3 separate regions of the Homo sapiens genome follow, and regions 2 and 3 are each linked to region 1. The links are chromatin loops, found by intact Hi-C in ENCODE. Cell type or tissue: OCI-LY7. All regions are shown on one strand.

What was found. Peaks named below come from ENCODE experiments on the same cell type or tissue, not always from the same donor. Only the 100,000 strongest peaks of a DNase experiment are listed, where the experiment ranks them.
Region 2: a loop joins it to region 1, with 9 times the contacts of the local background. A loop is called at or near these places in 42 of 110 quality-filtered maps.
Region 3: it touches region 1 in a loop (7-fold over the local background); 81 of 110 quality-filtered maps call a loop at or near these places.

What each region holds. Positions count from the first base shown.
Region 1 is chr20:9,616,061-9,618,560 of GRCh38, reverse strand. All of the region lies in intron 3 of PAK5 (p21 (RAC1) activated kinase 5), which reads left to right. Among named protein-coding and RNA genes, the nearest start is that of LAMP5-AS1, 100 kb to the right of the region's middle. RefSeq lists an enhancer at 1,940-2,129. In OCI-LY7, CTCF peaks have their summits at 443 and 1,327 (motif pointing left); DNase peaks (open chromatin) are centred at 1,310 and 2,250; H3K4me3 peaks cover 1,044 bases; H3K27ac peaks cover 633 bases.
Region 2 is chr20:10,089,489-10,091,988 of GRCh38, reverse strand. All of the region lies in intron 3 of SNAP25-AS1 (SNAP25 antisense RNA 1), which reads left to right. Among named protein-coding and RNA genes, the nearest start is that of ANKEF1, 56 kb to the right of the region's middle. In OCI-LY7, CTCF peaks have their summits at 1,011 and 1,211 (motif pointing right); a DNase peak (open chromatin) is centred at 1,228.
Region 3 is chr20:9,911,820-9,914,319 of GRCh38, reverse strand. No RefSeq gene overlaps it. Among named protein-coding and RNA genes, the nearest start is that of PARAL1, 73 kb to the left of the region's middle. In OCI-LY7, CTCF peaks have their summits at 1,060 and 1,283 (motif pointing right); a DNase peak (open chromatin) is centred at 1,259.

The DNA of each region.
Region 1 (2,500 bases):
GTGGCACATGCCTGCAATCTCAGCTACTCGGGAGGCTGTGGCAGGAAAATTACTTGAACTCGGGAAGCAGAGGTTGCAGTGAGCCAAGATTGTGCCATTACACTCCAGCCTGGGTGACAGAGCGAGACTCTGTCTCAAAAAAAAAAAAAAAAAAAAAGTTCCAGGCCGTAATAGTCTGTCCTGTGTATCAACATATGTCTCAGCAATAACACTGGGCAGGGGATCTTAACAGAAAACTCTGTAGCCACATGGAGTGGAGCTATGTTTTATCAATTTGATTATAATTTAGAGGGGTTAAAACTTGGGGGGGTACCTGACTCTTTGGAGTTATGTAGTATTTACTGTATGTTCTGGCACTTCCTAGAGCTGTTCCTTCTCCCTTGATAGTGTCGCCCAGCGCTGTATGTTCCTTGGAGTATGCTGTCATCTAGTTGTGTGAGAGCCACATTACAAGCCTATTTGTCACATGCTTACATAATGTTTATTTTTCCTTATACTAATATTACCTCCACTGAATGTTAATTCGTTGTAGCGTTTCTTTTGATAGGTTCGACCTTTTCTTCTGAGATGTATCTTCAATTTCAGGACACAATTTAGAGGCTTAAAGGTATCTTTGATGCTTTGACAACAAACCTCATGTAAACTTCCACTTTTTTTATTTTTCGTGCTTTGGTAGAAGAGCTGTTCAGATAAGAATTGGGATTCTTGCCGGGCGTCGTGGCTCACGCCTGTAATCCTAGCACTTTGGGAGGCCGAGGCGGGTGGATCACGAGGTCAGGAGATCGAGACCATCCTGGCTAACACGGTGAAACCCCGTCTCTACTAAAAATACAAAAAATCAGCCGGCCGTGGTGGTGGGCGCCTGTAGTCCCAGCTACTCGGGAGGCTGAGGCGGAAGAATGGCGCGAACCTAAGAGGTGGAGCTTGCAGTGAGCCGAGATCGCACCACTGCACTCCAGCCTGGGTGACAGAGCGAGACTCCATTTCAAAAAAAAAAAAAAAAAAAAAAAAGGATTGGGATTCTTGGGTCTCATCCCTGCAAATTGAGTAAGTCTCTCAGCCTCAGTTTTATCATATTACAATTAAGCAATTAAGCGCTTAACTGTGCTAGCTGTTTCCAATGTCATTACATTAACCAACTGGTATAAAAATAAAATCGTCTGGGAAGAATTACTTACCGTACAGATCTGGGGCCCAATCCCCAGAGTTTTGACTCAATGTCTTTGAGAACCACTGGGCTAACTCGTTTCTTTCCACTGATTGAAATTTTAAATGGTTAAAGCAGCCTGGCTTTCTCAAGAAAAGTACACGGGCGCCACCTAGTGTCCCTGAAAAGTTCGTACAGCTCACACATCAGATGTATTGAAGCTTTAACTTGGCAGGGTTACCAGTTATAAATGCAATCGAATTTGCATTTTAATTAGTGAAGCCGATTATGTATTGAGATAAACAAGTGTTGTGCCATCGACTCACTTGGAATAATTAGTTTGATCTCACTTTTGATTTATGACTTGGCATTTTTCTGGACTCAGTTATGCCTCTCAGGCTTATTCTGTCTGAATCACACACAATTGCAATAGTCCAGCTTTTTGCAATTATCCGTATTTTTGTACAACTCCAGAAAAACCAAAGTGAAAGAATAAACAAAAAGATTTTCCCAGAAGAAAATGGCAATTTCTAACTTCTTCCTATGCCTACTGGCATTGTGGGACAGACTGCCAAGGAATTCAACCACATTCCACCCACTACCCACCCCTGGACTTCTATCCTTAGACTCTCACTGCCCCCAGAATAGGGAAGGTTATCAGGCCCCTAAGGAAGGACGCATGCTTTGCTTGGCTCTCTGGGCCTTGTCTGGGCACTGCACCCCAGTGTATTATCACCCTGCTGTGCCATAGAGCCCCACATCCCACAGTGCAAGCCACAGGCTAGCAGCAGCAGCATCCCCTGGGAGCTTGTTAGATGTGGAATCTCAGTCCCCAGCCCAGCCCTGAAGGATGAGAATCTATTTTCGCAAGATGCCCGGGGGATGTATATATGTGTTAAAGTTTGAGAAACCCTACCATAGAGAACACAAAGGCTTTAGCCGAAGAGAACGCTGATTCCCTTCCCAACATGCTACTTGTCTTTGCCGTGTTTCCAGCAGCATAAAATAGTCTGGAAGGATGAACATTGGGCACATCTGGCGTTGACATTAGAATCTGCTACTCGCTACTGGCGTAATTTGAGGAGCACCTGAAACTCTCTGTGCTTTCAGTTCCTCATCTGTAATATAGGAACTGCCCTTTTTAATTCAGGAAGTTGTTGTGGGCTAACATGTGTACTGTATTTGACATCATGCATGGTTCATAGTGATAAATATTAATTTCATTTCTACCCATCCCCTGCTTCCAGGTAGAAGTACAATGGAGTGTAGTTTCAACATTGCTTTATTTTAAAAATTAGCCACAGTGTCTTTGACATGCTTCCCATCAGAGGTGGTGTCTACCTTCCCTCCCCT
Region 2 (2,500 bases), 470 kb before region 1:
CCAGAAGTTGGTTTCAGCTACACTGTACAGATGTGCAGGTTGTGCACTGCCAAATTCCAGAAGGCAACATTTGCATAGACTGAGTCAAGAACCTGAACCCCAAAGCTAAGAGGCAGGGGCTAGCTAAAGAGTGGGTTTTAGAGAGTGTTAGAATTGGGTTTGGATCCTAATCCTGCCACTTACTTAGTTGACCTTGGGAAATATATTTAACTCTGAGCCTCGATTTCCTCATCTGTAAAATGGAGATGAACATACCTGTGTCCCAATATAAGATACTCAACAGTAAGCACCCAGTAGAAGCCCAGATATTTGCAAATAGCTATTCTCTCTGGACTTTCCTTTCAACCAAGGGAAGAGTAGTTGTATAGGTTCCTTTCCTCCTTCAGTCTCATCCTGGCCAGTGGCCTAATCCCCTGGTCAGGCTGAAGGCCAGGTGAGTATCATGGGCTTTTCTTTAGAGCTCCCAGGGGTCAGATGAAGGTGATACCACCATAATGCAGACTGTTTCTATTTAGGAAAGCTTCCCATGGGTTTGTACAAATCAGTTCATAAAAATGACCAACACAGCCAGTTTCAAACCATGCCCTGAGTTCACGTGCTTACCAAAGTCATAAAAAACAGCAATAGTTTCTGGTCCCACCAAGGCTTTGATGCCCCTGGTGCCTGGAATCACTCAAAGGCTTTGCAGGGGAAGGCACTTTGGCCCACTGGACCTGGAAATCTTCGCTCTTCTGCATAAAGAACCCATTTAGACCCCTTGTGTGTTTCTGTGCGAGAAAGACCATCAGAAATTCTCTGAAACAAACCTAAAGATGCATTTGGGGTGAGGGAGAGCCCATTTGGGGGTACAAGCAGGCAAGCAGGATACTTTTGAAAATCAGTTGCTTATATAGGTGTAGGTCTGTGTCTGGAGTCTGTACTCTGTCCATTGATAATTATGTCTACCCTTATATCAATCCATGCTGTCTTGATTCCTGTTAAGTCTTGACATCTGGTATAATCTTTCAACTGAAAAATAAAAAGCTCATTAAAACACAAACCAGGGGAAGGCTATGAGACCAGATAAATCTTGATCAGAAACTAGACATAATTAAATTTATTTCTTTGCAGTTTACGAGAAGCAAAATAAGTATATATACATATTTCTAAATTCAGGGACTGGTTGAAATTTTAGCAGGAGCTGAGAGGCTGAGTTCTGAGGGATTTCAGCCTAAGAATAGCCACTAGAGGGCCTAGGAGATCCAGAAACACTGCATGGTGTTTGTAGGAGCCAGGCAGGCCCAGAGAGCCGCCAAGGCCTGAGTATGGTGTTCAAGGTGAACCTGATTCCTGAAAACCTCACCAGGTGCTCACCTTCACATGAGAAAGAAGTAACCAGCTCTGTTAGGGAAACTAGATAATTCATTAAGCAATTTATTCACCAATAACCTATTTCTGCATGCAAGACACCGTTCTATTCTTGGGGTTAAGGGAAGCTGAGAATGCAGGACTATTATAAGCAGGCCTCTCACTTAGGGCTCAGTGATGGCATCAAGGACCAGCTTGGGAGGTGTGGGCTTTGATGCCCATTATTTCCATGTGCTGCACCAATAAACTTAAAATCAAGATAAAAACAGCGTGTGTGCTAAGCAAATACAGCTTCAAGTCAAATCCCTTTAGGTCACTAGACTGCCACACTTTAATCCCTCTACAGAAACTCTAGAGTTTTTGTGATTGGAGCTTTGTGATGTGTCTTGAAGCAGGGATGAAGCTGATTTCTCTATTATTGTTTAAAAAGTCCTTAAAGTATGCAGTACTTTACAGACAGAATACAAAAAAAGTTTAGAAAGTCACCTTTCCTAGAGAGACCTAGGGGCTATCTAGTTACGGCATGTGCTAGAAAATGACCTACAAGGTATGTTCTAGCCTGAGGAATTGCTGGCATGTGAATCATGAGGACAGATGCATGGGCAGAATGTGCCATTTCCTCTGTCAGCATCTGCTAGGCAAGAGATGCCTTCCCCTAGGCCCCCTGGCTCTGCAGTTTTCCCGCCTATGGGAGGCCTTTTACCAACATGACCTATGCCACCCACCCTCACTCCCACACCACCACATCTGGCAGCAAATTTTGTAAGCCAGGAAGTTTGGGGGGTACAAAAGAGGGGCTCCTTGAAGTGGGAGAAGGGTCTCCCAGTCCATGGATAGCTCTAAAAGAGCTGAGTCCTAGATGACTTGCAGATATGGTCTCCTCCATGATCAGAGCTTCTAAAAGAGGAAAGAAATTGGTTCTTTCATCATGTTTCCTTGGCCATGGGAGAAAGTCAGATAAAACAAGCAAGATAAAACAGATGTTATCAAGCAATGCAGTGATGCTTCCCTTTCTTATAGAAATTTCCTTTTCAGAGGGTAAAAACCCAGTTAACTTCTCATATACCAATTTCCCCAGGATATAAGGAGGGTCTTCCCTGTAAGATTTGCTGTCTGGATTACTGAGGCCAGCCCCTCTGACTTCTCTCTTTCC
Region 3 (2,500 bases), 300 kb before region 1:
ATTTTAACCACAGTAGTTGGTTTGAAGTGGTAAGCTTTACTATTTTTGCAGAATTTTTAAATGTACGCTGACCTGAAATTGTTCATATTTGAGCTGAGAAAATTAATTTTGAGGTTCAAACTTAATGTTTACAATTTTGCTATAAAGGCATAAGGATGATACAATGGACTTTGGAGACTTGGGGGGAGAAGTGGATGGGGGAAAGGGATAAAAGAGTACAAATATGGTGCAATGTATACTGCTTGGGTGATGGGAGCACAAAAATCTCACAAATCACCACTAAATGACTTACTCATGTAACCAAATACCACCTGTACCCAAATAAGTTATGGAAAAAAAATATAAAACTTTAAAAAAATTAAAATAAATAAATAAAATCTAACTGGGTACTATGCTCAGTACCTGGGTTATGGGATCAATCGCACCCCAAACCTCAGCATCATGCAGTATACCCAGATAACAAACCTGTGCATGTACCTCCTGAATCTAAAAGTTAAGATTATAAAAAAAAATAAAAATAAAATTTTGCTTTAGATGCAAATCATCTTTTGAGTTGCAGTCTCCTTTATAATATGACTTGACTGGCTTAAATTTAATTATTTAGATCAAGCAATAGTAAATTATGTACAGAATTATAGAAATACATAAATGCCTTTTAAATAAAGATAACTTAAATGATCAGAAAATGGAGCTTGGGCTGGAAGGGAAATTTGGACTATAGAGTGTAGAGGAACTTGATTTAAAGGTAAAACTTGGCAGTGAAGACTAAATAAAGGAAGGTTGTGACATTCTAGATCAGTATTTGGTAAACACCTATTGTGAGACTAACCTGCAAGTTCCATGAGCATTTATTTAGTGCTTCTTCAGCATTGAAACACAATGAAATGTTTCCTAATTAGATTAATACTAAAATAGTATTAATTTGTTTTTGTAATACATGCTTTCCATTTTCTTTTATTGTTTTTATTAACTTTTTGAGTGATATACATTTAAAATTATTTGTCATTAGTGTTCTGCATGAAACAATTGCTCAAAGTGAGAAAATCTGGTGTGCATGATCAACAGCAGTGATCCTCCAACTTCAGTGAAGGTCAGAACTTAGTAAAAATACAAAAGCTCAGGCCCCGTCGTACTTCAGGAAACCTGGTCGTGTTCTTTGTTAGTTGTCCAGGTGATTCTGGGTTTAATAACTACTGCTCTAAAGCATGTTCCAGCAGGAGGCCGCATTGAAAGAAAACAAAATACGGCTTAATTATGGTGTAATGTCAGCAGTGGCCGACAGGTGGAGCACTCGCTCACAATGCTAGCGAAATAGGAGTATTAGCATAAAAAGCCATTTCTAGAGAAAAAAGTAATAAGTGGAAATAAAAAGTACAGCTATATTTGTAGAATAATTAAAATGACCTTTCTTCTTTAATGTCTTTGAGCTTGTGACTCCTAACATCTTCTAGAAAAACATGTAGGAACTTCCACTCGTGAATCTAAAAGTATTTCTTTAGACTTTTAACACCAAAAGTCTGGCTGTAATCTTTCCTAAGAAAAATTCAGTTGTGTCAAGATAAAATCATCAAGAAAATGATCCATGCATTATCCTGCACTTGACTTCACTAAAAGGTCAGAAAGTGGTTCATTCTTCTCACCCTGTTCAATCACTAGGGTGATTAGCCTTGAAAGGCTCACACTGGGAATTACTTTGAGGATTAAAAGGCTGCCTCTTACGCGTGGCTTTAATAAAACTGATCAATTGTAGTGAGTCTGGCCACAAAGTTAGCTTGCTTTGAGTTTGCTGAAAAAGTACATGCTATGTGGAAGGACACAGATTATTTTCTGGGCAATAGGCAGGGATAACGACTTTACTCCAATGCCCCAGTCAAAGGCAGTGATGTTCCAGATCTGTGCTTGCAGGTAGAGTTCAAATGTCCAGGTCAACTTGAAATTGTTCCGCATGCTCATATTTTTCAAATAAAGAGCTTGAATAAGCCTGGGAAATACACTTCATTTATTCACTGATCATGGGTAAACATTCGCTCTGCTAGACAATGAGTAAGAGCTGAAAATTAGGATATAAAAGATATAGCTTAGGCTTGGAGAAGGCAAGTGATCAACTTGCTGCAGTAGAGTGACACTCCTCACCCATGTAACTGATCGTCCCATATTCCCTCAACACTCAACTTCTATGCTACAGACAATTTACCCGGAACATCAAACATTCACCACCTGACGGCTTCTTCCTGGCTTTGGAACACACCCAATTACTGCCTTAGTTTCCCCAAAGAAGTCCTCAACCAGTGACTTCCAGGAGTTGATGGATAAATATCCCAGCTTTCTGACTTTGCAGTTGAGACAGCTCTGAAGTTGTTCTACACTGTCCTTTAGAGTTCCTCTGCAGGACAGAGTTTCTCCTCTTGCCCACGGTGGTAACTGGTTTGATAACACACACTTTATCAGATTCTTTCCATTCTCTGTCTCACTTCCCTCTTCCCTACTAGTGCTTCCTGGC